5 separate regions of the Homo sapiens genome follow, and regions 1, 2, 3 and 4 are each linked to region 5. Evidence: chromatin loops called from intact Hi-C (ENCODE). Cell type or tissue: heart left ventricle. All regions are shown on one strand. Each heading gives the region's core, and the rest is flanking DNA. Links, peaks and the distances in the headings are about the cores only.

Region 1 (6,048 bases), core at 556-5,555, 350 kb after region 5:
AATGTTTTATCTTCAAATTCCAAAATGACTTTTTTCTTATAAAACTTAACAAAATATTTTTTAAATTACATGACTCTCATTAAAGAATGTTGGTGTTGGTCCTATTTTTCAGAGGTGTGAGGGATAGAAAGAAAGGAAATACTATACCTCATCCTCCTTCATTGAAAAACAAAAAGAGGTTTGCAATGACTGGTTTTAAAGATTTCTTGCAGATCTAAACTGCAGTAATATTCTCAACACAGACAACTCCCTTCTCCCCATCCACTAAAACAAGGATTCTTGGATACTGAAAATGTTTTTCTTTAAAACGTTCAAGGCAAGGTCTTACCCATTTCTGTGGATCCTTTAAAAAATTTAATTAGATGTCCTTGAAACAGGAAAATCAGGTAGTTGACTTCTGGGGACTTTGCCCCTGTAATTATGTAAGAACTTATTTTTGGCATGCATATTACAAAAAGAAAATGTGCATTTATTTTGAAACATCCCAAGATCTTTAAAAATGTGACACTTTATTACTCAAAGGAATGATAAATTGTCTTTTGTTTTCTAAATCTGTGAAGTGTACTATGTCTGAAATTCCAGTAGAGTACCCCAGAATACCAGAACTAATTTTTCTTTTATAAATGATAAATGCAAGGTGATAAAATAAACTAGACTGACAGGGAGCAGAATTCCTGAGTAGAAAAACCACATTCATTTGCTTGTAGAAAAACAATAAAATGATATTAGAACATTAAGAAATGAAATTATTAAATTAAAACCTTTAGGTATCTCAAGATATCAAAATAGATGAATGGACCTACTCTCTATATTTTTCCTGTTTTTTGATTTTATGAAGCCTAGAAGAATGAATCAAAGCATATTTCAGATTTACATCATTGTTTCCTGGGAATCTACTTGTGCTGCAATGTAAGAGTTTACATTTTTTCAGTGTCTTTTTTACTTTCATACATATGGACATACTTCTTTGCAATTGGCCACACAGCTCTTTACTTTCTGTAAGTGCTTCTGTGGGTATATTTAGAAATAACACAGAATATCAGTTTTGATATGAAACTCTTATTCCCCAGAATACATTGTTAGAGCAATGTGGATGAACTATCATCTTTGTTTAGATAGCATTATCAAATGTAGAAAGGGTTTTCTCTTGGCCATTGTAAGAATCTTTTTGTAGCAAAAAAAAAAAATTGTAGCCTGTATATGAGGATGACACATTTATTAGCAATATAAGTGTACTTAAATGAAAATAACTTTTAATCATTAATCTCATTTCTTGTAATAGTCTGGCTGTGGTAATTACTTTAAATTTTGAAAGAGTAAAGCCAAGTAAGGAAGGTTGTAACTCAAGAAATCCCAAGAGTATTTTTTATATTAGATACTATCTAAAGAAAATCAATATTACATTAAGTGGTGTTCAATCTTTTATGATTCAGGAGAGCACTTTACTTGTTCAATTAACTAATAGTAAATTCAATAACACAGTAAATCTCTGGAGAGTTGGTTACTGCAAAAAGACAGAAAAGGTGAACATTCTCATTTGGTGTTTTTGGTATCCTTTGGTGAGGGTGCAGTGCCTATCTTTAGTGACTCAGGAAGTACTGACTTGGATGATTGTGTCCACTCTCTGACTTGCCCCAGCATAAGTGGTGCCAGTGACATAAGTGGTGCAAGTCGTTATTGCCTTATGCCATCTGCTTGAGTGAAAGTAGAAATGTTTTAATAATCCAGTAAAAAAGATGAGTATGAAAATGATATAAGCACATTGGTACATTGATTTATGAAATATGTAAGCATTCTGTATAGAAAAAATATTAAAATGCCTTTTTGAAGTTATTGTTTGGTTCAATTTCCTTTTTTTTTTTTTTTTTTTTGAGGCAGAATCTCACTGTGTCGCCCAGGCTGGAGTGCAGTGGTGAGATCTGGGCTCACTGCAACCTCCACCTCCTGGGTTCAAGCGATTCTCATGCCTCAGCCTCCCAAGTAGCTGGGACTACAGGCATGCCCCACCACGCCTGGCTAATTTTTGTATTTTCTTTCTTTCTTTTTTTTTTTTTTTTTTTTTTTTTTGAGATGGAGTCTCACTCTGTCGCCCAGGCTGGAGTGCAGTGGCGAGATTTCGGCTCACTGCAAGCTCCACCTCCCGGGTTCATGCCATTCTCCTGCCTCAGCCTCCTGAGTGGCTGGGATTACAGGCACCCACCGCCACACCCTGCTAATTTCTTTTTTTTTCTCTTAGTAGAGACGGGGTTTCACCGTGTTAGCCAGGATGGTCTTGATCTCCTGACCTTGTGATCCGCCCGCCTTGGCCTCCCAAAGTGCTGGGATTACAGGTGTGAGGCACCGCGCCTGGCCAATTTTTGTATTTTCAGTAGATGTGGGGTTTCACCATGTTGGCCAGGCTGGTTCTCGAACTCCTGACCTCAAGTAATCTGCCTGCCTCCGCCTCCCAAAGTGCTGGGATTACAGGTGTGAGAGCACGCCTGGCCTCAATTTCTTTTTTAAGTGAGCCAACAACACAGTACCTGGGCCTGACTCTATTAGAAACATTTTCTAAATGCAGCCACAAGCTCAATTTTGACTTTGTGAGAAATGCAGATAAAAATAAAACTCTCTCAGTGATTTTTTTTTTCTCACCCGATTTTCTTTCACAAAATGTTTCACAACATAAGTAGAAGTATAAGGGGTCTGAGAGGGCTATGAAGCAGTTCTCAGGTCGTCCCTTCTAAGGGAAGAGTCCTAATGAGAATGATTCATCATTGGAAGAACCTCTCATACTATTCAACCAAGTAAAACAGTTTTAGGACTCCGGGGTTTGTAGGTTATATATACCTCTTCAATACTTAGTGGCTGCCATATTGGATTACTTTTACATGGCAATAGCAGCCTCTAGAGGCAATCCGGATGAACTGATGTTTTTGCTAAGAATTAGCTTGACTCCATCAGGTATAATTGTGGGGAAGGAAACAGTAGATGCAGACGGTTCAAAAAGTCACCAGATTTATCGAGTTGAGGAGGTCATTGAATCATTTATCTGGATTAGATTGTCAAACTTCATGACCTAGCTCAAATCACATCTTCAGTTTGAAGTATTTTTAACTCCATTCTTTCAGTCTGAATTGTTGGCTTCCTCATTTGCTCATCAAAAGCCACTCTACACATCCATTTGTGATATAAACCATGAGCTGCTTAATCCTCATCATGCAGATCTGCATCCAAACATCTACCCTGCACCCAAGCCCACATGACACAGTGTATGATATATAATGCACATACAATAACATTATAGAGTGAATGCATGATTGAGTGGATGTGTGGAAGGGACAGAAAATTAATGCTGTAAGTGTCCTGTTAGAGTATTGCTCAAATGTGGACACCCGCGGAATCATCTCATTCTCACCGTAGTTTCCTCCCAGTAATCTCACTGGATTTTTCTGTTTTTCTAAATTGACCTCTTTGAGACATTTGGAATGAAAGCCATAGTTTAATTTTGGCATATCTCCAGTACTTTCATTTTAGGTATGTTCTTTTATGCCCATGACATTTTGAAACTGTTTTGTTGTTTTTCTTTTCTTCTCTTTAAAAATAATCACCAGTTGTGAATAGATTACTACTTGCTTGGTGTATTTGTTTTTTATTGCTACCATAACAAATGACCACAAACTTAAGTGCTTAACACAAATTTATTACCCTATGGTTTCATAAGTTGGAAGTCCATTGCAGGTCTTACTGGACTATATTCAGCGTGCTGTGCTGGTGGGACGGGACTGTGTTTCTTTATGTTGGCTTTTGGGGATAATTGTTTTCTTCCTCATTCAAGTATTGACAGAATTCAGTTCCATGCAGTTATAGGGCTGAGGACCCAGTTTCCTTGACTGTCAGCAGGCAGCTGCCCTAAAGTCCTGGAGACCTCTCTCCAGTCCTTCAACAGTCTCCTACATCTCAGAACCAGTCGCATGGTGTTGAATCCTTCTCATACTCCCATCTCTTTGACCTTTTGTCATTGCACATCTCTCTGTCACCATGTAGCAGGGAAAGCTTCTTGACTTTTAAGTGCACAGTCACCCATGTGACTAGGTTGGGCTCACCTGGATAATCCAGGATAATCTTCCCAACTCAAGGTCCATAACCCTCATCACATCTGCAAAATCCCTTTCACCATGCGATACAACATATTCACAGGGATTAAGGCAAGGGAATCTTTCAGAGACAGTTGTTTTTTCAGCCTCGTCTGAAATGTGCTAAGTGCTTTATATACATGTTTAAAGTTATCTCCATTTTGCCAGAAGAAATAAAGTCTTAGAAAAATTGGGCGAATTGGCTACCTTCCTATGAAATGACAGTCATTATTTAAACCCATGTCTACTTGATCCTAAGTCATATTGCTCTTAATTCCTATACCATGCTGTGCTGTGTGTATATCCTACTATATATGTGCAGCACACACACACACACCCCAACATGTTATGAACTGAGTGTTATTTGAAAAATCATCTTGGGCCACATAAAATGTATAGCTTACACCGTTTCTTCTAGTACTCTTTACACCAATTAGTTTTGTATATTAGTAATCTGAGACTCAGGGAAACGTGGCATCTTCCAAACTAATGGCAAGGCTACAAAAACAGAAAATATTTATTGGCCAATTTATTAGTTTTCCTAGACTTTCAAAATGTAGTTATTTCACAGATTAGCTATGAAACTCCACCTTGATGATAGCATACTAAAGAACATGAAGAAATTACATTGTTTTAGTTTCTAAAATAGATTTTTAATTTCTAAGATATTAGAATAGTTAAATAGAAATCACAAAATAATATGCTTATGTTTTATATGCTTATAATTTGGGCATAGTTTTTTGAGTTGACAATTAAGTTTTAGAATTGCAGTATAAACAGAAGGGAAATGTGTGAGTCCTTTGGCCATTCCCTGTTGTTGATCACAACACGTAGAAACAGCTGCCCCAAGCTCTTGTAAATGTATCTTTGCCTTAGCCCTTAACTATGTTTTTTTCTGTTTTAGCCATCCTTTTTAATCCCACTTGTTTATCTTTTCTTAAAATGTACTAACTATTCATAGCTGCAGATATTTTTCTTAATTCTACTATCTTAGTTTCATTTTCTCTGTGGCACTTGCTTTACAGATATCTCAGTGGAGTGAAGGATGTGCTACATGTGCTGCTTCGCTGATCTGCCCACTAGACTCCGATTTGACTCGTTTTCATATCTTGCTTTCCCAGAGTCTGCTGTCATTGCGAAAGCATTGTTTATTGGTCTCCCTTTCTTCTTTGCTGCAGAACCTTGATGCTCTGCACGACCACCTTGCTACCATCTACCCAGGAATGCGTGCACCTTCCTTTAGGTGCACTGATGCAGAAAAGGGCAAAGGACTCATTTTGCACTACTACTCAGAGAGAGAAGGACTTCAGGATATTGTCATTGGAATCATCAAAACAGTGGCACAACAAATCCATGGCACTGAAATAGACATGAAGGTAACAAACAGCAATGGAGACTTCTGAACACAGATGACATCTAAAAATATTTTAAATGACACTCTCTAAATTTACCTGCAGTTATCACTGTTAGTGCTCTTCCCTGGAAGTATATATAAGCCAAAACAGTGGAAAGACCAGCAATCTTCTATATTTGGCCTGGGAGTGCATTATACAGGATATTTTTTTCCTTCTGGCAGCAGATTTTTCTTTCTAATTATATAGTGTTCAAGGCTACAAGAAATTTACTTTGCATTCCCTGTGAACACACACCAGCTGGGAAGCAGAAGGATATGTGACGACTGAGCTGTGGGTTTCAGCATGCAAAATATCCATAATATGGATAGTCAAATTCTAAGGCAATATAAAATTAAGTATTATTTTATAGATCATTTTCTCTTTGTCGATTTTTGTCTGCCCCGAAATATAGTTGGAATGTCTAATTTTGTGAATGAAAGTGTTTGTTTTTGTTTTTGTTTTTAATCAAGTTACTTGGTGAAAGAAGCCAGGTCTGGTACTTTAAAAATTGTGCTGTTATTGATAATACACACTCTTAG
Region 2 (6,048 bases), core at 370-5,369, 70 kb after region 5:
GATCATTATCCTTGATTTCTTTGGCCCTTTATAGAGATTAGTGCACTGTTGGTAACAGCAAGTGTCAGGAAACATGAAAAAATATGATTTAATTATTGAAACTGTTTGGATAAAAATGAAAAGTTCCCTGTACAATGTCATAATTGAATCCATTGATGTCCATAATTGTAATAAGAATTTTTGAGTTTTGAAGTCTTTTTCAGTTTTATGAGATTTTAGAAGAATTATTATTTCTCATTATTTTTATGAGTCTTGCTGGTCTGATGCCAAAAATTGAATTGTGTACTGTAGAATCATGGATGGCTCTGCTGGATTCTGACTCATGCCCTAAATTAAGAAATGGCTCTGAATGTTGTCTCAAGGGTAAGTTTTGCTTCTGCATTTGAGCTACAAATTAAGAGACAGATTTTGAAAAAGATGCTGGGCCTTGAAGAACATTTTCAAGGACAGAAGGGTAAAAAGACAAGCTGTTGTTGGTAGATCAAAAATGAGATGTAAATGCTAGACTACAAAAAATTTGTCTTTCACAGAGAAAACAACTACAAACAAAGAAAGCCACTAAACAACCTTTCGGATTCAGCCAGACTCCAGAAAAACGTTGCACATTTTGGTTGTTTGTTTTTATTCCATATCTCACTTTCAGCATTAAATATATATATATATTTTATTGACCTGATTTTAGTCTTGCTAATTAAAGCATCTTACAAAATATCTTGATTTAGGTTCCTCAGCTTTTGTCTGATATTTCAAAAGCTATTGTGTGAGAGCAGAGGTTTTACACAGTGTTACTGGACTCAAGCATTTGTGTTTAAATCTTTTCTTCAAAGCCCGCCAATTGAGACTCTGAGCAGGTTAAGCTCATCCCTGAACTTCAGTTTTCTCTATGTAAGATGGGGTTTTCTGTAGGTATAAATGAAAATAATACATACGAAGCACACAACAAAGTGTCTCTTACATAGCAAGTATTAGCAAATTGCATCCTTCCTTTTTAGATTTAAGCATTCCCCAACACTGTTCTGATATTTTACCTCACTGCAGATGAATACAAGAGATTAGTTTTAAAAGACTTGTTGAAAACAGTTAGCAGTGTTACTGTAATACCAGTGAAGACTCAGTCTAGGACCCAGTTGTATTCCACCCAATTTTTATTAGTTGCTTGGTTTGCTGTTATTGTTGTTTGTTTGTTTGCTTTTGTTTCTTAGTGACATGAAGAAAATTAATTTGACCCCTTTAAAAGTTAGGAAAATTTTTTATCTGATCCAGAGGTTCATTAATATTGAAATGAATTAGATACTATTTTAAAATAATTGATAAAAGAAAAAGGTCTTCTCTCTGCAGGGAGGAAAACAATAGAATCAGTGAAAGGGAGCCGTAAAGTGCTGTGCCTAGTGAATATCGGTATGAGCCAACCACAGATAGGAATCTCTTTGGGTAATAGAAATGACTGACTTCCTGACATCATTTAGTAGAATGAGGAGGAAGAGCTGCCTTCTAGGGTTTTAGACCAGAAGTGCTATTGATTGCCTTCAGAATGACACTTCTAAGAAATGGGTAAGAGTAAGCTAAAAGTTACATCTTTCTGAGTCTTAATCCAATCAGACTGTAATTGGTGATAGAAGCTTTTCAATTGTGACTACATGAGTTCTAGGATTAATTTTCAAGAAACTGCTCTCCTTCTAATGGTTTTCATCATCATAAATGCTTTCTTCTTCCATAGATTTTCTCTGCATATCCTAGAAATAGGAACAGGCAGCAGTATGTGGGCTCTGACCTCAAACCACACAGGCTCGTTCACTCCAGCTTCCCAGAAGAAAGTACCTGTCTTTGACAAAGAAGTCAGTGAAGGTCACTTTAGAACCCCAAACTTTTCTGTTCTGTAACGACGTGACTCATGCAAGACACAGAAGGACTGCACTAGATTACCATGGATGTGCTCTTAATCATTGCTGAGGTTCTCCATGGAAGAGAAATGATGTCAGTCACCTGCTAGGGAGATTTGAGTCCTTTCTGGGTCCTTTCCCTTCTTCATCATGGTCCTCACCGTGATCTTGCTAAAGTCATCCTTTCTCAACAGAAACCTCTCAGGGGCCAATTTAATAAATTCATTCTCAATTACCAGTAAAACTCTGGGGTGGAAGATGCATTTATACATCATCAAGTTATTATTAAATTTAAATCATTGAGTGACATGAACAGGCTGAGAATATTTTTCAAGACTAATGGATCTCCCTGTCACCAGAGACACTCCTGAAAAGGCAGCTCTCCTGAAGTGTTAGGGTCCATCCTATAAATTTACATAAATAGAGGTTGTTTCCTTTGGTCTTTAAAAGACTCCTGTGCTACATCAATTATATAACCCGTTAGGGAATTAAATAGTACCCTGTTGGGGAATGAGTCTACTCTGCTCTCTAGCATTTTAGTGTACTGATTTATTTATCATTTTAACCCAAATAAATAGTACTCCTTAACTTTTCTGAGTCATGGGCTCTTTTTTTACTAGAATCTCATGGAAATTACAGTGTTTTTTTCTTCAGAAAAATGCACATACATAATTTTGCAATGAAGTTCACATTGTCAATGGACTCTCTCAAGTATATCCATGAGCTTCAAAAGAAACACAGCCTCAGCTATTTCAAAGGCATGAAAAACTTGTGTCTAGGACAAGTAGTTCTGACAATTTTTTTCTCATAGGAAATGAAGGGCTGATGTTCACCCAGAGAGTGGTGCTGGCTGTTCACTGTCAACACCATTTTAACTGTAGGGCATCCATTCTGATAGTTCTGTGCCTGTGCCTTTCTATTTTTAGGTGTGTTTAATTTTGTCTTTGCATACAGGAAACATGGATGAACATGGCCAGGGAGAGAGGAAAAGGATGAAAGAACAAGGTGCCTACCATGGAGGATGCAAAAGAAATTTTTCCCCGAGAACTGTAGTCCCAGGTTAGGCATGCTCCAGCAAAACTTTTTCTCAGAGTTATCCCACTTCTCCTATATGCCAGGAATCTCCTTAGGCCTGAAGCATGCAGAAAGGTGCATAATTAGTCTTTGTTCAATAGGTCATCTTCTGGAGGTGATGGGGCTTTACTTTAGGTCCATAGACCCTGTTTACTAAAACCAACTTGTCACACTTCACACATTTGGGTATCCTTTATTTCTAACTGGAATTGTACTTGACTAGCATTTTTGGAATAATTCTGTTGGCAGTAGTTCTTCTGAGTGAGTACTACAACAAAGTTGTATAAGTCTAACCATTTTAGAATCTACTCTAACCAGAGTGTCAACTCCAACAAGAAAACCCCTAAAAGGAAAGAAAGAGCTGCCAACTATTTGATGGTTTGACAAAGTGTGGCTGTTTTTCTGGGCTGTGATTTATTTAAATTTTGCAAGCCCTTATCATCTTGCAGGTTTTAGGCACTTTGGTGGTGATTCAGATAAGGTTAAATGAGTTGCTTCCAAAACACAAGACTGTCGGGTGGAAATACGGAAAGACTTAGTGCCAGGTTTTCTGATATTTGAACCAATGCGCTGCCTCAGAGTTATGGGATTCAGGAGGAATTATTTGACCTCTTTGACCGGGTTTCCTCATGGGAAACATTTTGTTGATGGTGATTTGCTTGCCTCATACAAGGAATCATGGAAAAAACAATGTTAAAAACTTTGAAAGTTCTGTTTCATTCTACACAATGACGCTAATTTCTCTTAAATTAACTTGAACTTTTTTTTTCTCCATCTGCACAAGTAATTAGCACAGGATAGCTAGATTGAATGTCCAGCTCTCACATTAGGTAGAGATGTTAAACATGCACGTGTATGCGCACACACGCACACTCACACTCACACACACTCACACTCACACTCACACACCACTGCCTGCCATGAAGCACAACCACACTCATTTTAAAATTACATTTATTTTATTTTTTACTGCATTTTTTGAGAATGTGAGGAGAAAGGTTAAGAGCTTGAACGTCCTTGTATCTCTCAGTAGTAAAACAAGACCCCTGGGAACATGTGTGCCTGTCACAGCTGCACCCCACACCCAATGCTCAGACTTAAAAAAAATGAGAATGGCTTCTTCCATCACCATTTTGACCTTCTTAAATAATATTAATGTTGATTTACAAGGTTTAAAATGGCAAAGAGGGACAATGAATATGCTAAAATCTTGCTTTATCTGTAGTTATAAATGGTGAGCATGAAAGCAACACAAATAATTAATCTGGTTTCCTTTGTTTTGTCTTGGTCATTGGAAAGTCAAAAGTGAATCTTGGCCCAAATCTCTCATCTAGAGGATAGACTTGGAATAGACAATTACTATTTTTTGTATTTTTTGCTATTGTTCTTTTTTCAGCTAAATGCCTATGCATTGCTAGGAAATGTCAGGCTTTTTGGTCTTTGGTAATATTTTATTTAAGGACTTTAATGGAAATTAAAGAATATTACTTAAAGTTTTTTCCCATCTTGGTACTTTACAGGGTCAAAGAATGAAGGAGAAAAGAAAGAAAATGCAAAACAAACAAACAAACAAAAAAACTATGCAAAGTCTTCACTTAACCTGAATAAACTGAGTGTCATGGCAAATGCCATGTTCTTTGCATTTTTTTTTTTTTGGAGACAGAGTCTTGTTCTGTAGCCCAGGCTGGAGTGGAGTGGGGCAACCACAGCTCACTGAAGCCTGGAACTCATGGACTTAAGTGATCCTCCAGTCTCAGCCTCTGGAGTAGCTGGGACTACAGGCACACACCACCGTGCCTGGCTAATTTTATTTTTTGTAGAGACAGTCTCACTATGTTGTGCAGACAGTGCATATGTTCTTTTCATATGTCCTTTCCTATTGAACACACAAACCAAATCAAATTTACCAGATTTCCATGGACATGTAAATTTGATTTCGCTTTAACTATGAGCCATTGATTTCAGGGTACTGTGTTTTTTAGCATTTAGGTTTTACATTATGATTTTATCTTCAGGAATTCATTGATTTACACACTATATCATAAAATACATAGAACCTATGGTCAAATATCAGAATCAATGTTCTCTGAACTGAGCAACAATGGAGAGAAATCCCAGAGCTTTACATAATGGCTCTATTGCAAATTTACAGTCTTGAAGCTCAGTTGAGCAGTTTAGACCGCTTATAAATTATGGAAAGTTGGGCAGAATATTTGAAATCTGGACTATCCTAGAATAGCTGGGAAGAAGTTTAAGGTTCAGTGTAGGGTGGGAGGAAGAGACAGCTGTCAAAAATTCTAGCTTGGGTAACTGAGACAGAAGATGCCAGAAGATGAGGTATTTTTAGAGGAAGGATGATGAGTCAATTTGGGACACACTGGATAGGAAGCACTTGTTGGACATCTAGATAGAGATGACCAGTTGAGAGTTAAATATAAAATGTGAAACTCAGAGAAGTAGTCTAGGCAGCCCTCAGAAAATGAACTTGACTTAAGCCATTTGAGGAAGAAAACGAACACAGTTTAACAGTTGCATTGAGCAGGGCTCCCCTGTAGGCACAAAATTAGAATGAAAATCATATATAATTATTCCCTTATCCTGGCCTACCATCAGAGCCACTTACTGCAGCGTGAGGTCTCTTTTAGTCTGGATTCTGAGTGGACAGTGGAACTTCAGAGGAGAGCAGAGTGTGCTCAATTCCTGTTTGGGCAGGAGAGGGCACAGAGTCAGCAGCGACTTGCAACCAAAGGGTAGTTTCCTCACTGTAAGGAAAATTCTGGACAATAATATTAAATGATTGCTCACAGAAAGATGGATTTAAGTGCTCTGAAAACAATAACAGCAATGCTTTGGCTTGAAAAAGAGGTAAACTCTTCCAAAATTAGAGAGAGATTTTATGTAGATCAAAAAAGGTAGTAAGAAAAGCTATCACACCGACTGCTAGTAATAACTGACATTGGACATTGCTAGGTCTGGGCACTATGCTCAGTGCTTTATGTATATTAACTCATTTAATTCTCACTAAACCCTGTGGAGTAGGTACTGTTATCATTTTACATATGAGGAAACTGACACCCAGAGATTTTAAATATTT
Region 3 (6,048 bases), core at 743-5,742, 87 kb after region 5:
TGCCAAACTGATTTCTCCAAAGGCAGCATTGACTTTTCTCTGAAGTTGTGTATTTTATTTTTTACTATTGGATTACATAAAATATTAGAGGAAAAAAGCATTTAGAAAAATACTAAAAGAAAAATGAGGTTTTTAAGAATTAGAATGTACCCAGCCTTTTTCTGTTTCCTTCGGCACAAAGTCTAATTCCTATCTTTCTAACTTGAGATTGTTGAGTGATTTAAAATCATGTTAATCATTTCAACATTCTCAGTTGTAGGGGAAAATGAAATAGCTAATTTTATGCTAAAAATAAACCTTGCAGATTTGCTGGATTGCACGACGCTTGAGTGTAAACAACTGTCATCCGTCTTGGAAAGCTAATCCTGCCTGGTTTTGACTTTCCTAAGAGAGTGTTCTAACAGGCTTTTAAAGCTGCATGTTGAATAATTGTTTCCACAACTAGCACAGATTGGTTTTCTCAAAAGAAAAAATGAAAATGAAAGTTCATCCAATTAAAATAGGACTATTAATAGCATACTGTGTGGGAAAGGAAAAGCCTGCTCTTCAAAGGCCTGTACAGTTCATGACAGAAACACACATTTTCACAGCAACGGAAAGAGTTGGGTGAAAGTTTAAGATTTTATGAAGAAATAGAAAAGCAAATGATTTCGCTTTCTTTAGTTGGCACAAGTGAGAGTATTAACATCCCTGCCAGAGAGGTGTAGGTGCCTTCACATTGGCTCCACCAACTTCACAGTGCATGGAAGATGGTTCAGCAGAGAAAGCCCCAAGTTCACTTGGCCTTTGGGTTGTTTATACCTTACCATCAATAGGAGGCAAGGTTAGCACCGTATCATAGGGTATCAACCTTAAGAATGCTCTTAACTCTGTTCCCTGATCTGGCAGATCATCCTTTCATTAAATAATTCCACATTTTTTGAGGGAAAACACTTTAAAATTTCGGATCGTTAGACAATCTAGTCATTTATTATATTTTATCCCAAATCAAGAAAAATACATTTGTGAATTTATATTCAAAGTTTAACACTGGGGATTTCAATGAATGGCTGTTGATGCCATCATGAGTCAGGGTATTTCTGTTCCAGCAGCCCACTTTCCATGCCGTTTGATGCCAAAGACCAAGGGTCCAAGAAGGACAGATACACCGATATGAATTCAAACACTGGGCTAAGTGAAGAATTCTGTAAACAGCTTTTCTCACATGTAACCCCATAACCACCTGCATATTATATGACTCCATTATATAAAATTAAAAATCAACAAAATGAATCTAGAATATTAGAAGTCAAAACACCATTTACTTTTGGGGAATAGTGGAGTATGAGGAAGCTTGCGCTATGCTGACAACATTCCTATGTTTGATCTAAATGGTGATTTACATGGATTTGATTGCTTTGTGATAATCCATTGAACTATGCACATAGACGTGTATACTTCTCTGTTGTGTGTTACTACATAAAATAAGCAAATAAGAAAATCCGTATTAAGGATTCTATCACAAATTTTTAAAAAATTATCCTGCTGGGCACGGTGGCTCACCCCTGTAATCCCAGCACTTTGGGAGGCCAAGGCGGGTGGATCACGAGGTCAGGAGATCAAGACCATCCTGACTAACACGGTGAAACCCCATCTCTACTAAAAAATACAAAAAACTAGTCAGGCGTGGTGGCAGGTGCCTAGAGTCCCAGCTTCTCGGGAGGCTGAGGCAGGAGAATGACGTGAACCCAGGAGGCGGAGCTTGCACTGAGCCGAGATCGCGCCACTGCACTCCAGCCTGAGTGACAGAGCGAGACTCCGTCTCAAAAAATAATAATAATAAAATAAATAAATAAATAGAAATTATCCTAAATAAATGCAGACATAAATGTTCGTGATTGGTAAAATTTAACATTGTAGAGATGCCATTCTTCTCAAATTAACTCATGAATTCAGTACATTTTCTGATAATATTTCAGAAGAAGTTTTTGAGGAACTGAACAAACTGATTCAAAGATCATATGGGCAAACAAAGGTCTGTGAGAAACAAAGATTACAAATAAGAAAGCAAAGAAAGAGAATCAACCTAAGGTGTATGAAGACATGTCACAACATCATTTTAATGGTACAAAATAAAGTGGAATACATAGTGTGGTTCCGACATGGAAACAAAAAGACAAGTGGAATGCAATATTGAGGCCAAAAGTACCGTTTGGATCAAAAGTTGGAGCATAATAGAGGTGAAATAAATCTGTTGTCATTGACAGAAATAAAAAGAGTATTTAGTAGAGAATTGTATGAGATTTTATTATATGGAGAAAAATTAAGTTACACGAAATATAAACAAAAATAAACCCTAGATGTTCTAAACTTGATAGCTAAAATTAAAAGGCTACTAGAATAAAGGAGGATATATTTATAATGGATAGCTGGGAAATATATCACTGAGAAAAAGGGGAAATCAAATAGAAAAACCAGTTGAGTCTTTACATAGATAGTACCAAAGGGGAAACTTGAGTGGCTAGCAAGTGTACAAAATGGTGAATACCATCACCAGTAGCCAGAGCAGTTAAATACCCTTTTTGACTCCTAAGATTATACAAATGTAGAAAGCTAAATTATAGTAAAATTCGGCAATTACAAAAGGAAAGGGGAATCCTCAGGCATGTCTGGTGAGAATGCAGACCAATTGAAACATTTTGGAGCTCAATCCAGCATTCCTTAATGAAGAGTGGTGTCTACCCAATGACAAATACGGTGAGAAAGCAATTTCTCACATCTCTTAAGGATATGACTATATCCTAGAGGATTCATTAAACACATTACAAGGATGAAGAGAAAATAAGAGAGACAGGACTTATGAAGACCACTAATATCAGTGAAGAGTACAATGAACTCCACTTTCAGCACCTTAAGTGCAAGTGAGAAAGGGGAAAAAGTAGAAAGAAAAAGAAATCCTATTTATAAGCATTCTTATTTGTCACTTATTTTCTTAGAGAGAATTTATATTTAAATAGAAATCAAAGTAATGATGACTTTATTCAATATTATTACTTCTGTGTTTCTCCAAGGGAGAACAAACTACTAACATCTGCATGAACTAACTGGTAATTTTCCCTATTCACCCAAAGCTGCAAAAAATTTTAAACAATCTTATAGCTCTTAGGATCTGGCTTGTAACCTCCTTTTCTCCAGGGGGCGTTATTGCACAGTGGTCATGGGGCAGGCAATCAAGTCTTAATTTTCCCAGCTGTGGTAGTTTAGGCAATTTATTCTGTTTCTCAATTTAATAGCTACGAAGTAAACATAATGGTATCTACTACATAAAATTGGAGGAAAAATTAAATCAAAGCATTTATGTGCAGGGCTTGGCATATCAACCACTACATTTAGATCTTGTTAAGAATGCCTTTACTTCCTGGATTCTTCTTAGTACTCTACCTGTCCTAGGTGGATTTATTTATCGTTATCATCATGAATCATGCAGACCTCCAAGTTTCTCTTCTTACTTGAAACAATCTTTCTTAATCTACTCTTTAAAGTTTTTTTTTTTTTCTATCTCTCGTACTTCCTAAAAATTTATCTTTTCCAGGCAGGCGTTTTGAAAACCAAATGAAGAAAAACTTTGCAGTGTTGGTGAATATTTAGCAAAACATAAAAATGAAAAATGTTTTCTGACCATAGCATACTTCATTATCAGTATAACAACATGGTAGTGGTTGAGTAAATGCAGCTCTTACTAGGAAATGCAAGGATTCCAGAAGCAGATAAGTTTTATTGCCAAAAAACCCATAAATGTTCTTTAATCTGGAAAGTATCCACATAAAACAATAGACCAGATTTTTTTGATCATTTTGTACAGTCATTTAATATTTCAAAATTAAAGCATGGAGGGAAAAAACCTCATAAGCGAGTTGAATCAAAGAGAAACAATTTATTAAGTGATTTATTTGTGAAAATAAACTTGATGATAAATATTCTAGAGGGGGAAGAATTATACTATTATTTTCAGAAACAAAAAGAGTTTAAACTTTTTTTAATGTAATAGAGTGTGGTGTGTGTATTTTATCTTTTAAAATTATAATCAACACTGATGAGTAAACACCTGAGGTACTGATTACAAGTTTCTTAACCAAACCTCATGGAGGTGGCTTTGCAAAAGTGATTCTTTCTGCTAAGTAATGTCACAGTGACTCTGAACCCCATTGGTACTATTGAATCCTGTTTGCACCATGCCATTCGTGAGAACTTTGTATTTCAGTGGGCATTGTATTTATTCATGGAAGAATACCACTGGAAATACCTGTTTTAAGACAGGATTCCTGTTGAATAAGCCATTGTGAGTATTTGTGTATAATCATTTCCTGTAGATAAATTGTCTGCTGGCAAATAAATAATATGGTCCATTTTCAAAATAAACTAGCTCGTTGTTCTGAAAAGCCGCAAGCAACATCATTTGTGTTGGAGTGTTTAAACAGGTGATATGTGCTTCCTTTAAAAAGGAGAAAACTAAAAGTGCACTATTATATTGAGCATGCAGGTTTTTTGGGTAGTATTGATTGCATATTCAGTTTTTATTCATTAGAAACTAAAACTTCCTAAGTAAGCCCACCTTTTATATTAATTGATTTTGATAACATGAATCTCTTGCAGTACCTTAAGTCCAAAATTATTATCTATTGATCTGACTCCCCCAAGTCCTGTCCATGCTCCGTGTAATATCATACTGCCTGCCCACCATTCTACGTGTACTCTCCAGACTGCCCATTGTTCCACACGTAATAATAAATGCATCTTCCAGATCTGTTTTCTCCCTTCCACCCACCAACACCGGGGCTGAGTAATAGAAGGAAGGGCCACATATTGGCCAACCCACAAATGTAGGCAAAGCTAAGGAAGCTGAACACAGGGGCGCTGTCAGAGGAAGTTTCTCCAAAGACTATTACATAGTGATGTAGGACTAAGAACTGAACCCAGGACTGATGGCATTTCAGTACTTTAAGGTGAGATCTGAGCACAGCTGCAACTTGGATTTCAGTCCTGTTCTAACTGAAATAAGTAACTAGGAAATTCTCAAGGCAGAGTGTTGGCAGGAATTCAAGCAGGTCAGCCTCCAGTTTGGGAGATCTGATAGTGGAGCTCAGGGACCCAGGCCCTTCTACTGTGGACTTCACGGGCAACGAAGTACAGAAGTGTTTAGTGGGTGGGGGGAGAGATCAACATTCTCAAATTCAGAACAAGACTGGTTTCAAGGTGACCACCAATGATGGGCCAGATAACTAGGATTACAAGTCTCTTCCTCTCCCTTGTCCACCTAAGGCTCAAGTTGTTCAAAATTCTTTTTCAAGTCTTCATTTATTTTTATATCTCATTATTTTCTACAGACGTGTGATTGTTCCACTTTTATACATAGCATATTTCCCTAAGTGTTCCATGTCATGGGTTAAATTATGTCCCTCCACAGAGAGATATTTTGAAGTACTAACCCCCAGTACCTTGGAATATGAATTTATTTGGAAATAGGGTCAGTACTGATGTAATTATTTCTGATTAGGTCATACCAAAGTCGAGTGTGCCCTAATCAAATATGATTGGTGTCTTTAGAGGAGGATGATGTGAAAATGCAAACACATAAGGAAGACAGCCATGTGAAGACAGAGGCAGAGATCAGGGCTATGTTGCCACAAGTCAAGGAACCCCTGGGGCTACCAGAGCCTGGTAGAGGCAAGGAAGGATCCTTCACTGGAGGCTTCAGAGGGAGCATGGTCCTATCAACATGTTGATTTCCAACTACTAGTCTCCAGAACCATGAGAGAGTGGATTTCTCTTGTTTCAAACCACACATTGTGTGGCATTTTGTGTTATTATTAGCTGCTGTTGTATCCTCACTGCCTGGCCTGATGATTTATATGGACTGTGTGCTTGGTACAAACAAGTAGATATGCACCTGCCTTTCTTCCACTTCTACTAGACTGAAATTTCCATGAAGCCAGAGACTATGTATGACTCATCTTAGTCACCCTTCAAGAAAGGATACTTCACAAAATGGGCCCTAAGGTATTTGTTGAA
Region 4 (6,048 bases), core at 702-5,701, 320 kb after region 5:
TGTGAGTCACTTCAGCTGACATTTCTGAAAGCCACATATTGCCTTTTTACTTATTGTTCATTCATTAGACTGAACTTCATGTTGATTTTAGGGCTGGCTAAGCCATTCCCTAAGCTCTTCTTTTTCATCTTTAACTGATCCTCCTCAGCTTGGGGCATACATACAAGAATGCAATGCATTGTTCAGAGAATATAGCATAATCTACTTCCTGATATGATTCCTATGCTACTTGGCCAGCAGTGATGACAACAGGTAGGGAGCTTTTATAGAAGAATGGTGACCCCTCTTTTGAGATCCTCTACAGCTGGCAGGCATCCTTCTGTCCCTGAACATCACAGCCTGTGTAATATCTTGTAGGCCAAACAAAAGTCAGTAAATGTTTAGTGTCTAGAACTTCTTTTAGATTCAGAATGAATATAAGACAATTGGAAAATAAAACAGTAAAAACATTTACAAATGCAAAAATGTGTTGGACAAAAACAACAACAAGTGCAAAAAGTTATTGGACAAAAGGGAAAGTGAGGGTAGAAGAACTGAAATAGAGAGAAAGAGACAGAGAGAAAGGGACATTGGCAGAAATGCTCATTATTCATTTCCTCTCATATCTTTCTCTAAGTGAGCTTTCCTCATTTTTCATTCCCAGAGAACAATTCAATCTCCTTATCTTTTGCCTATGTAAAGTTTAAGGTGGAGGACACCACAACACACCGTAAACCAGAGAGCATGGGTCCATTGCTGCTCAAAGGTGAACAGATAAGAGACATAGTTTTTTTTTTTAAGTTTTTTTAGCAAGTTAAAAGTTATTTTATGTATATTATTAAAAAGTCAAATAACAACAGATTCTGGCAAGGTTATAGAGAAAAGGGAACTCTTATATAGTGCTGGTGAGAATGTAAATTAGTTCAGCCATTGTGGAAAGCAGTTTGGTGATTTCGCAAAGAACTTAAAACAGAAACATCATTTGACCCAGCAATCTCATTATTGAGTATATACCCAAAGGAGTATAAATCATTCTACCATAAAGGCACATGCATGCATATACGTTCATCACAGCACTAGTCACATGGAATGAAATAAACTATTCACAAAATGAATACTTGTGAATATATGTGAATTAATATGTGAATTCACTATATGCAAAGACATGGACTCAATCTAGATGTCCATCAGTGGTAGACTGGATAGAGAATGTGGTACATATATACCATGGAATACTATGCAGACATCAAAAAGAATGAGATCATGTCCTTTGCATCAACATGGACGGAGCTGGAGACTATTATCCTATGTAAATTAACAGAAACAGAAAACCAAATACCACATGTTCTCACTTGCAAGTGGGAGCTAAACACGGAGTACACATGAACACAAAGAAGGGGACAATGACCACTGGGGCCTACTTGAGGATGGAAGGTGGGAAGAGGGTGAGGATCAAAAAACTATTTGTTGGGTACCATGCTTAGTGCTTGGGTGACAAAGTAATCTGTACACCAAACCCCCAAGACATGTAATTGGCCTATATAACAAACCTGCATATGTGCCCCTGAAACTAAAATAAAAGTTAAAAAAAATTCAGTTATGTAACAGTAAAGAAAATTCATCTGTGTAGAAAAATAATCAAAAGATACAGAAAGTTATAAAAAGTAAGAGTCATGGCCATTCCAGCCACTGGTTCTAATTACAGACGATAGCCATATCAACACTTCCTGTGTTTCCTCCCAAACCATTATTCTTACAGCAACATGTATGTGCCTGTGTTATTACCCACATAGCACCTTACTGTATACTAACTCTAAAAAATGGAAAATGATTACATTCTTGTGGTGTTTTGTAAACCTGACAATACTTTTCTGCATCATCATTTTCTAGTCACCCTCCTGCTTTTTCATGGTTGTTTAATGTGCCATTTTAATGGTTCAAAATTAGTGGTTAATTGTTGTTAAATAATGATTAATGTTTTAATAGTTGTTTAAAACAAGGTGTTAGATTGTATGAAAGGCTGTAATCTATTTACTCATTCCACCAATAATGGAAATTTTTAAAGTAATTTGTTGTTTTGTTTGTTTGCTACATGCCACTATTTCTGTATCAGTTTCCTTCATCATAGCTCTCTCGGTGCTGATGTCAGCACAATCTTATTGTTTTGACATTTTTCTCTAACCATATTGAGACTGTTCTCACAACAAAATATGCACATCTTAAAATACCATCTGGCTTCTCAGGTCCACTTGAGACTGGTGACCTCACTTTTGACCTTGCCCTAAAAGTCAACTGGAGTCCATATACCTCAGGTACAAACAGCTTTAATAAGCTGCCACTTCCTGTTCCTCTCATCTTCTCTCTATGGCAGGACTCAGAGCATTAACTAACCTAAGGGCCTGGTAGAATGTAAGCTGGAGGTAGAGTAGTTAAAGTCTGTGCATTTTGTACTGGTCATTTTCCAGTTCGTCTGTTGCTAAGAAACAGCAACAGAGGCCCGCTCTAGAGGGTTACAAACTCCCTGGAATTATGGCTCCCGGACATGGTGTAGGGAAAGGTGTCCCACAGGGATCAAGCCTAGAATATCGCTGGATCTTGTACAGTTTAGTAAAGGGCAGGACTGGATTTAACATAACGTCCACCAAACTACATTACTGAAAATTTTTGGTGCTTCACTCAACTAGTCTCATTGACTAGAAGTGAAAATATGTTTTTCTCAATATTACCAGCTTTAAATTTGCCATAAACTGTTGTGGGACCAAGCCACAGAGGAAATGTTTTTCCGCTAGACAAAGATAAGCATGAGGATGCCAGCAACAGAGGATATTCCTTTTAAGGTCTGTCCATTGCAAAGTACACACGTACACGCTCACACAACAAACACGCCCTGTTCCCTTTTGCTTGTGTTAACCACTGAGGGCAGATCTCTGAATAATAATACATTTAGTGGGTCCACAAGAGCTGCATTTCCTCTGCTCCAGAATTCATGCAAGGAGCACGGCTGGGGCTTCTCCACTGTCATTGTTATGGCCTCAAATGAAGGCCTTGTCACCAGGCGGGGGCGGGAAGGCACTGGAGCGCAGCAGCATTGAGAGCATCCGAATTCCCTCCTCTGTCCCTGATTGGTTGAAGAACTGGGGAGCACCGACCAGCCCCCTGCGGCTCGACTCGCCATTGGCTGGGAAGAGGTGGCAATCAGGGCGGGCCAAGGCGGCTGTTCTCGCTCCAGCTCGATGCTGCCTCCCCGGCCCGGTTGCGCTGTAGCCGCTGCCGCCTCTGCCTGGGTCCCTTCGGCCGTACCTCTGCGTGGGGGCTGCCTCCCCGGCTCCCGGTGCAGACACCATGGTAAGTGCTCTCAGCCGGGTGCGGCCCGAACCTCACCCCTCCTCGGCCGGCCTGGCAGCGAGGGAACTGGCCGCGCAGCCGGAGCTTGGCTCGGGGGCCCTGGGCGCTCACTGCCGGCCACGGGAGCAGCCTCACTCCTTGCCCGCGCCCAGTCAGGGGAGGTGGGAACGCCGCGAGTCGTGGCGGGGGCGATCGGTGCCTTTGCTTCCCAGGCGGGTTTGCCGCTCCACACCGCAGCTTCCTGAGCTCGGGAAGGGGAGGTGCGGCGGAGGCGTGGGGTCTTCCCGGCTCTGGCCGGCCCCACCAGTGTGGGAGGCTGAGCGCCAGCGGAAGGGAAGGCTCCGGGTTCGCGTCCCCGCGCTGCCCCCGATGCCCAGCCTCTCCCGGAGCGGTGACAGGTGAGGAGGGTGGGAAGATAGCGTGGGGGTGGGGCGGATGGTGACGGGGAGAATCCACCAGGGATTGGGGGGTTGCGCCCCCACGATCCGACTCCTTTAGTGCATAGTACCCCTAAGGGAGAGGAGTCAGGGGCGGGGTGAAAGGTTAAGCCAGCGCCATGGGAGCAGAGGCAGCAGCCTCGCCCCCAAGCCGCTTCTCAGGTACAGCGGGTCCCTGACGCTCAAGTCTCTCCCTGTCCCCGCAGTACGGATTTGTGAATCACGCCCTGGAGTTGCTGGTGATCCGCAATTACGGCCCCGAGGTGTGGGAAGACATCAAGTAAGTGGCCGGCTACCCTGGCTGTGGCCCAGGTCGGCGCCCAGTGTGGGAGGCCCCCCGCGCCTCGCCTGGTCCTCAGCCTGCTGGCCGGGTCGCGGGCGCGCATCCTTGGAGGTGCCTCCGCGCCTCGCTCCCGGCTCGCTGCAGCTGCGCTCCCACGCTCCGGGACTGGAACCAGGAGGGGAGGGGCGGCTGGGGCGGGGCTGCGAGGGCGAGAACCGCGGAAAGGAGCCCCTAGGGGTCACCACGGCTTCCCGACCCGGCCTGAGCGTGGGAACGCGCTGCCGGCGCTCCCAGGCTCAGCAGGCCGGGCAGCTCCCACGCGTGCAGAGCCCCGAGGGACCACACGGGCCTCCGCGAGGTTCCTGCGCCCGGAGGCCTTAGAAACAAACGGAAGACTTTGGCTCCTTTATGATTTACACACCTGGCGTAAGTTAGGCCTTTTTGGTATGCTGAAACACGCGGGAGATTATTTCTTGAGCAACAGTGAATTAAGCGCATTTATTCATTTTTAAATAAAGTGAAAATTGGAAGTTTTTTGTTTTCCCCAAATCCCACTGCCCACCCCCCCCGCCCCAACCCCTATCCCCCGTTTTTTTCTACTGTGTTGAAGACTTAACAGTTCTAGGAGGCATTCTACTTTCAGTCCTGGAGCTTTGAGCCCAGTACTGGGGATGTGAACGGAAATACCACACCCACCTGAGAGTTTAAACCTGTTGGAATGACTGATGGGTCAGCATGTCTGCAGGCAGGTTGACTATTTCACTCTAATAAAGTTGTCTCTCCTTTTTCCTCTCACTCTCAAAAAATTTGCATTTAACTTATGGTACAGCTGACCACCACCAACTAGCTACTCCAAAACCCTATTTATGGATTTTCATATTAGAGCAACAGTCAGACTATCACATTGTAACAAAGGTGGAAGGAAGGGTTTCCTGGGTGGGCAGATGGGAATACACTGTTATTATTCACTCTGATTTCCTGTACTTAGTGATTTCATTTTGTTGTCTCAGGTAGGTGAGGCTTCCATGCTGTTTTTCCCTAAGCACATTACAATTATTAGCAATCAATTCTAACAGGCCTTATTATGCAGTTACATGATGGTGATTTCTCATAACGATCTGTTTCCATAGAAATGACCAGGGTTATATATTAAGCACGAAAATGTAACTTTTCTTTCCCCTGGATCTGTATCACTGAGCGTTTCTTTCATGTTTCAGAAACCATTTGTATTATCCACAGGGCATATTACCTACATATTATAAACAGAAGCCGAGATTTGGCAAGTATGTGGTTGAATCCAATGAGAACATAGGCACCAAAAGTTACTTTAGGATTTGAATTTTCTGGCCATCTTAATACCATTATAATTTTTATTTTGCTTAGTAGACAGATATCAACAAGGCAGACATCAAAAAAAGATTGTTAACAGTATAACTTAACTACCGAATTATTTTTAAGCCACTTCCTTTGTAAATTTATAAATGCTATATATATATATATTCTCCATATGATGCTTTTGCATCTGTAAGATAGAAATTCCCAAATTTGCTGGTAGATATGCTATGACAATGAATATGCTTAGAATTTTTAGAGCAGAATAAAAGATGGCTATTATGATTAAACAGTCATTATGTAATTTAACCAGATTTAGATTGTATATCCTAGCCATTATCAGTTTAGATCACTGTTAAATACAGAGATGAAAAATAATACTTTATAGAGTAATGTATCAGACATTTTAAAAAGTTAAAATTATCCAGAGATTTGTTTATATTGCTTATATTTTCCCAGAGGAAGTCCAAATATGTAAAGATTCAATTGACGAGAATTTAACTCTGCAAAATCAAGCTGAGAATATTGTTCCATTCTACTTTAAAAAATTATTTATTAACTTACTAATTTATCTTTAAGTAGCTTCCAACAGTATTCATAATTTGTCTAAAGGATAAAAATTCCAATCATCCACAACACAATTTTTCTGGTAAAAATGAAACAAGTTATATT
Region 5 (6,048 bases), core at 609-5,608:
TAAATGGGGAGACAGCTGGTATTAAGGGATGCTTTGAAATGGACACTGCAATTCTATCATTCAGCATTCAGATTGTCTCACTCTATCCCTTTTCTTTTTTCCTTTCACTTTATTTTTTAAAACTTTTCTTTGGATATCTGAATATAGCAGTTGAAACAAAACAAATCAAAAAACAAATCCTCTGAATATTTTATGAGGCTTATGATAAGTCCAGGCTTATACGTATTGCCAAGGATGACATTCAGTTTAACCGGTGTGATTCACGTCAAAACTGCTGAGCAACACCATAATGTATCCCTCATATCTGAATAGTATTTTAGTTAAAAAGAAGCATATATCTATCTATCTCTCTATCTATATAGATAGAGAGAGAGATAGATAGATAGATAGATAATTTTTTAAGGCTAGACTTTCTCCAAGGTTAATTATTTGTTTTACGTGTGTGTGTTTGGATATCTTGAAATGTTTAATCTGGAACCCTCAGCTTGTGAACCTCTTTTTTAAAAAAACCTGTTGCTTGTTTTGTTTTGGTGAAAATTACTCTAAGAGGAGTTTTCCTAATTTAATACAAATTTTGGTAACCAAAGTAATTTTTAGAAAATCAGTTTGGAAAAATTAAAGGTAAAACCTATCTCAGTTTATTCCCAAATATGTGAATATATTTATATTTTACCCAAATTCTTCCATTTTTATCAATATTCAGTTGTAAGGCTTGTCCCTCTGTGCTTTTGAGAGGTGGAGCCGGCTGGGCTTCTGGGTGGGGTGGGGACTTGGAGAAATTTTCTGTCTCCTAAAGGATTGTAAACACACCAATCAGCACTTTCTGTCTAGCTAAAGGTTTATAAATGCACCAATCAGCACTCTGTAAAAATGCACCGGTCAGTGCTCTGCATCTAGCTAAAGGTTTGTAAGTGCACCAATCAGCACTCTGTAAAAACAGACCAGTCAGCACTCTGTAAAAACAGACCAGTCAGCACTCTGTAAAATGGACCAATCAGCAGGATGTGGGCAGGGACAAATAAGGGAATAAAAGCTGGCCACAGGAGCCAGCAGCGGCAACCCGCTGGGGTCCTGTTCCGCGCTGTGGGAGCTTTCTTCTTTTGCGCTGCATAATAAATCTTGCTGCTGCTCACTCTTAGGGTCTGCCCTACCTTTATGAACTGTAACACTCACTGCGAAGGTCTCTGGCTTCACTCCTGAAGTCAGTGAGACCATGAACCCACCAGGAGGAACAAACAACTCTGGACATACGACTTTCAAGAGCTGTAACACTCACTACGAAGGTCTGCAGCTTCACTCCTGAAGTCAGTGGGACCACGAACCCACCGGAGGGAATAAACTCCAGATACATCTGAACATCCGAAGGAACAAACTCCCGACACACAATCTTTAAGAACTGTAACACTCAGCGCAAGCCCACCAGAAGGAACCAATTCTGGGCACACTTTGGGCTATGAAAATATAACAGTGTAATAAGTTTAATGGCAAAAGTGTGCTATGTCTTCAAATATACCTAGATTGATTATATTAATATTACAATAAGCAACTAACTCACATTTATTCCTCAATTGTTTCCTTTTTTTTTGAGACAGAGTCTTGCTCTGTCAATGAGGCTGGAGTGCAGTGGCGGGATCTTGGCTCACTGCAACCTCTGCCTCCCGGGTCCAAGTAATTCTCCTGCCTCAGCCTCCCAGGTAGCCAGGAATAAGGCCCGTGCCACCACGTCCAGCTAATTTTTGTATTTTTAGTAGAGACAAGGTTTCACCATGTTAGACAGGCTGGTCTCAAACTCCTGGCCTCAGGTGATCTGCCTGCTTCAGCCTCCCAAAGTGCTGTGATTATAGGCGTGAGCCACTGCACCCGTCCCCTCAACTGTTTCCTGATTGGAGTGAAAATGAAATATTTTTAAATATTAAAATAATGTTTTCTTTTATAATTATCGTTGCTCTGTGTTTAGATTTTTCTTAAATTTTAAATAACATTAAAGAAGAGCAAGAGTGTTTTTGTTATACTAAAATGTTTTGCCAACAATTTGAAAGAAAATAATTTATCCAGCTTGGGCAACATGGTGAGACCCCCATCTCTACAAAAATTAAAAAAATTAGCCAGATGTGGTGGTGCGTCCTTGTAGTCCTAGCTACTTGAGAGGCTGAGGTGGGAGGATCAATTGAGCCAGGGAGGTCAAGCCTGCAGTATGCCGTGATCATGCCACTGTACTTCAGCCTGTGTGACAGGGTGAGACCCTGCCTCAAAAAAGAGAAGGAAAGAAAGAAAAGGAGAAAGAAAGAGCAAGAAAAAGAAAAAAGAAAGGAGAAAGAAAAGAAAGGAGAAAGAAAAGAAAGAAGCAAGGAAAGAGAAAGAAAGCAAGAAAAAGAAAGGAAGAAGGAAGGAAAATAACTTTTACAAAAGCATTATTTGTAAACTTAAATTTCTCTTTTGTCACTTGCTATTGAGAGTAAACAGATTCTATTTACAGTAGAACCCCATATCTAGATAGTCTGAGCCAGTATGTGGTATGCAGAAAAATTAGTCCTCCTCTTTCTGGGATCCTCTCCTGAGCTCAGTGCTAATTCTTTCTGTTGTCCCTTGGAAAAGGGCTACCTAACACATAATCTGTACATGTGAGACACTGTCGGCAGCTTTGCCCTTCCTCTGCCCTGGCAGCCATGGCTTTTGCCATGGTTCTGGGCTGACACCTCTACAGGGCTGATCCTCACCACCTATTTGCTCCCCACCCATTTGCTGCCTTCTTTAGATTGAGTCCCTCCAGGAATTTTCTCTCTTACAGAATAACTTTTTCTGCTTTTCTCCCACCAGCTCTCAGATTCTTTTTCCACCTTGGAGCTGTTGGACACAGTTATTTCCTTTATCATTTATCTCCTTCCCGTACCATCCAGATCTGGGAAACCGGGGTAAAAGATGCTGAGGTGGGACACGTATCAATAAAAGTGAGGCAGCAGGCTGGATAGGGTGTTGGTTAGGATGGGTAGGTGTTGTCTAACTTTAAATCTGAAACAAATAACGCCCACAATATCCATACCTTGCATCTCAGACTGGCCCTTTGTACTGTGATTTTCTCTTCCTCCCTCCTTCCCTCTCTCCCTTCCTCCTTTTAATATATTCTAGGCATTTATGTGCCAGCATTATGAAAAACCTTTCAGACACCTTATTACAACAAGTGACCCCTAATCAAAACATATCTACGTTCCAGTTTTAACAGTGTTCCCGTTCTATTCCCTCTATGCTTACTCTGAGTTCTAGGGGAAAGCCTCTCATTCCCTCAATTAATATCAGGAATTCCTATGTTTTCTCCTTCTGTCACTCCAAAAAAAAAAAAAAAGTCTTGAGAACAAGAAAACAAATCTTCCAAATGACTCAGGAAAAGTTTCCGCGTATCCGAAACACATTGTGCCTTTTATTTCAGTGACACAGAGTCTGCACAATGCCCACAAACCACCTCCAGGGGGCAGTGTGGCCCAGTGCTGCTCCTAGGATGTTAAACATTCAAAACCTCAGGATGGTTTTTGTGGATTGGTTTCTCTGTTTGGTTAATGAACCATTTCTAGGGAAAAGGTCTCTAAAGGAAAACACAGTTTGTCATTTTATCATTCCCTCTTTGTGCTCTTTTTCTGGCATATGGTAAATAGAAAGACGGCCCTGAGGACATAGCGTTTAGGACTGAAAGCAGAGAGTACTGGATTCAGAGGAAATGCCTTAATTGGGAGATTTGTGTCCTTGTTGTCAGGTCTCACTGGGGAGGCAAGAAGAAGAAAGATATGGATTCCTGACATTTGTTGAGAGGATGGTTGGCTTTCTCCTCTTAGATTTTAGAGTGAGTGTAGAGCTTTTCAGAGCTCTTAAAGGTTCTTAAGTGTATGAGTATTTGCTGTTAGGGCATTTGCAGACCCTGACGAAAAGGAGCCCAGCCAGAGGAGACCAGGATCGTGAACTGCGGTAGACGAGGCTCGCCCAGCACAGAAAGATCTAACTCCTTGTGATATACCCCATGGATATTCAAACAATATGGGGTATTATTGGACTATTATCATAATATGGATATTTTAGATCACATAATTTGGGTTGATGCTGTGTTATTTTAGACTCCTAAAATTGCTTTTAAAAATGTATAGATATAGCACATGAAAAATTGAAGAGGAAAATGACTCCTTATAATACAAAGATTTTTATACCATCAGTTAATCTCACTAAAGGTTAGGTTGGCATTTACTAATATTTTTTAAAAATATGTAAGACTAGGAAATGTGAAAGGGCTTGCAGGCTATGGACATTTTTACCCTATATGCATATTTTTAAGTGCCTTCTATGTTGTTGTAGGAGCCGAAGGAAAGCTTTACCTTCAACTTCTGAAGATGTGTTAAAAGTCACTGACAAGAGTCAAATTAATAACAGAAAAGGCATACAAATTTAATTGATCATAGTTTTACATAACACAGGAGCCTTCAGAATGAAGATCCAAAGATACAGAGGAATTGTACATTTTAATGCTTAGGGTCGACAAAATATGGACAGCCATGTACAAATACGATTGGGCAAAAAGAGAATGATCTACTGCCAATAGAGTTGGGAAACCCAGCAAGGCCTGTCTGTCTAGACTCCTCTTGGCCTCACTGCGCAGCATTCGTTCCTCCTTGGTGTGTGGCAGGACCCTCTATGGAAAGAGGGTGTTATGACCTACAATTAAAAAAGGTAGGTCAGTTAATTTCTTTATGGCCCATTTTTATACAGAATGGTGGGTGATGGTTAGAATAATATTTTCAGGTTTTAATGGCTGGCTCCAGGGGAAAAGGAGCTCTGGTTTCTATGACCCACCTTGGAAAGAAGGAATCTAGGTTTTATGGTGGGCCTGGGGGAGAATGGAGAGGCCAGAGCCATGAGGGTAGCAGAAGGTCAGAGAGAGCTGCTTCTAAGGCCATCATTTTGGAGTATCATTTTCAGAGACCCTACAATGTGTTCTAGTATAAGCTTGAAAACAGATCAACTTAATTTCCTCCATTTCGAGGAAAAGGTTTAAAATTTGACTGCCTTGAAGTTAAAAGTATTGAAAGGGCAAGTCCTATAGATTATGGAGTAGAGGCATTGCCCTCTGAGTAAGCCACATATATGAGCAACACCAATTACTAAAAACTTGAGAAAGATTTGCAAAATTGCTTTGTCAATGGAAGGTAAAGCTTAAATAAATACAACTATTTTCTCCCTTTACCTTAAGAGGGTATTGCTAGTTGTGCAACCATTAAGTTTTGTGCTCTCTCCTCATTGCTCGTACCATTCTCATTCTGCCTACCTATGAGACCTGACTTGTATTTTCATATTAGGATAAACTAATTGATGCAACCAAAAACAGATTCACTGTGAAGCTATTGATGGTTAAGCTCCAGGGTCCTTTCCTTGCCAAGGCCTCTTTGAGAGCTGGGAGATGCTGGAAGTTTTAAGGAGTTTTAGGTGGGAAGAGTAAGTCAAGCAACCAACAAGCATTTTTGCCTAAGAAATCATGCTAATTGCCAATAGAGATATCAGAAGAAAAGAACTTAAATTCCTAAGGTTTCTATAATTTATTGAGATTTTAAAAATCTTATTCTAAAGTAAATTCACTTTTGTGAATTTTGTGTTTGTAATTTATATTATTTTTCGTAAAGAGGATCTCCCAAACTCTATAAGCTTAAGATTGACAAAATCTGGGTTCTTCTCTGACTGCAACAAGTAAATGCAAAAATATGGGAGAGTGTAAACATAATGAAAATGTTTTCTTGCTCACGTAATGCAGTAGTATCAGTGAACGGGCTGGTGGGGCAGCCCTTCACACAGTCATTCAAGACTCAGGATAATGAACATTCTGTCATTCTTAATAAGGCTTCCAAGGTAAGTGTGGGTCATCAGCATTCTGGGCAATCAGAAGAAGAAACGCATGCAGGGGAGGATTTTATGGGCCAGCTGAGGACAGATGCACTTGACTTCGTTCACATTCCACCGAGTCAGTCATATGGCTGTAACCAAATGCAAGTGAAGAAGGGAAATGTTACCTAGCAGGGT

Evidence for each region. Peaks named below come from ENCODE experiments on the same cell type or tissue, not always from the same donor. Only the 100,000 strongest peaks of a DNase experiment are listed, where the experiment ranks them.
Region 1: it touches region 5 in a loop (10-fold over the local background); 94 of 110 quality-filtered maps call a loop at or near these places.
Region 2: it touches region 5 in a loop (2.3-fold over the local background); 13 of 110 quality-filtered maps call a loop at or near these places.
Region 3: a loop joins it to region 5, with 3 times the contacts of the local background. A loop is called at or near these places in 14 of 110 quality-filtered maps.
Region 4: it touches region 5 in a loop (5-fold over the local background); 6 of 110 quality-filtered maps call a loop at or near these places.

Annotation. Positions count from the first base shown.
Region 1 is chr4:155,784,421-155,790,468 of GRCh38, forward strand. It overlaps GUCY1B1 (guanylate cyclase 1 soluble subunit beta 1), which reads left to right. Exons shown (of 14, transcript NM_000857.5): 5 at 5,294-5,491. Among named protein-coding and RNA genes, the nearest start is that of GUCY1B1, 28 kb to the left of the region's middle. In heart left ventricle, for the core only: a CTCF peak has its summit at 2,890; no DNase peak of the experiment used is centred there; H3K4me3 peaks cover 840 bases.
Region 2 is chr4:155,509,503-155,515,550 of GRCh38, forward strand. LOC105377505 (a long non-coding RNA gene) reads left to right here. Exons shown (of 3, transcript XR_001741895.2): 2 at 2,835-2,939. Among named protein-coding and RNA genes, the nearest start is that of MAP9, 140 kb to the left of the region's middle. In heart left ventricle, for the core only: no CTCF peak of the experiment used is centred there; no DNase peak of the experiment used is centred there; H3K27ac peaks cover 4,223 bases.
Region 3 is chr4:155,526,214-155,532,261 of GRCh38, forward strand. No RefSeq gene overlaps it. Among named protein-coding and RNA genes, the nearest start is that of GUCY1A1, 140 kb to the right of the region's middle. In heart left ventricle, for the core only: a CTCF peak has its summit at 3,164 (motif pointing right); no DNase peak of the experiment used is centred there; H3K4me3 peaks cover 183 bases; H3K27ac peaks cover 793 bases.
Region 4 is chr4:155,755,820-155,761,867 of GRCh38, forward strand. It overlaps GUCY1B1 (guanylate cyclase 1 soluble subunit beta 1), which reads left to right and starts at 3,202. Exons shown (of 14, transcript NM_000857.5): 1 at 3,202-3,324; 2 at 3,968-4,041. The coding sequence starts at 3,322. It overlaps LOC105377506 (a long non-coding RNA gene), which reads right to left and starts at 2,596. Exons shown (of 8, transcript XR_007058484.1): 1 at 2,371-2,596. RefSeq lists silencers at 3,380-3,529, 3,980-4,249. In heart left ventricle, for the core only: CTCF peaks have their summits at 3,207 and 4,264 (motif pointing right); DNase peaks (open chromatin) are centred at 3,162 and 4,242; H3K4me3 peaks cover 2,838 bases; H3K27ac peaks cover 2,183 bases.
Region 5 is chr4:155,439,014-155,445,061 of GRCh38, forward strand. It overlaps LOC105377503 (a long non-coding RNA gene), which reads left to right. Exons shown (of 3, transcript XR_939374.2): 2 at 4,336-4,707. Among named protein-coding and RNA genes, the nearest start is that of MAP9, 65 kb to the left of the region's middle. In heart left ventricle, for the core only: a CTCF peak has its summit at 3,452 (motif pointing right); a DNase peak (open chromatin) is centred at 3,458; H3K4me3 peaks cover 409 bases; H3K27ac peaks cover 703 bases.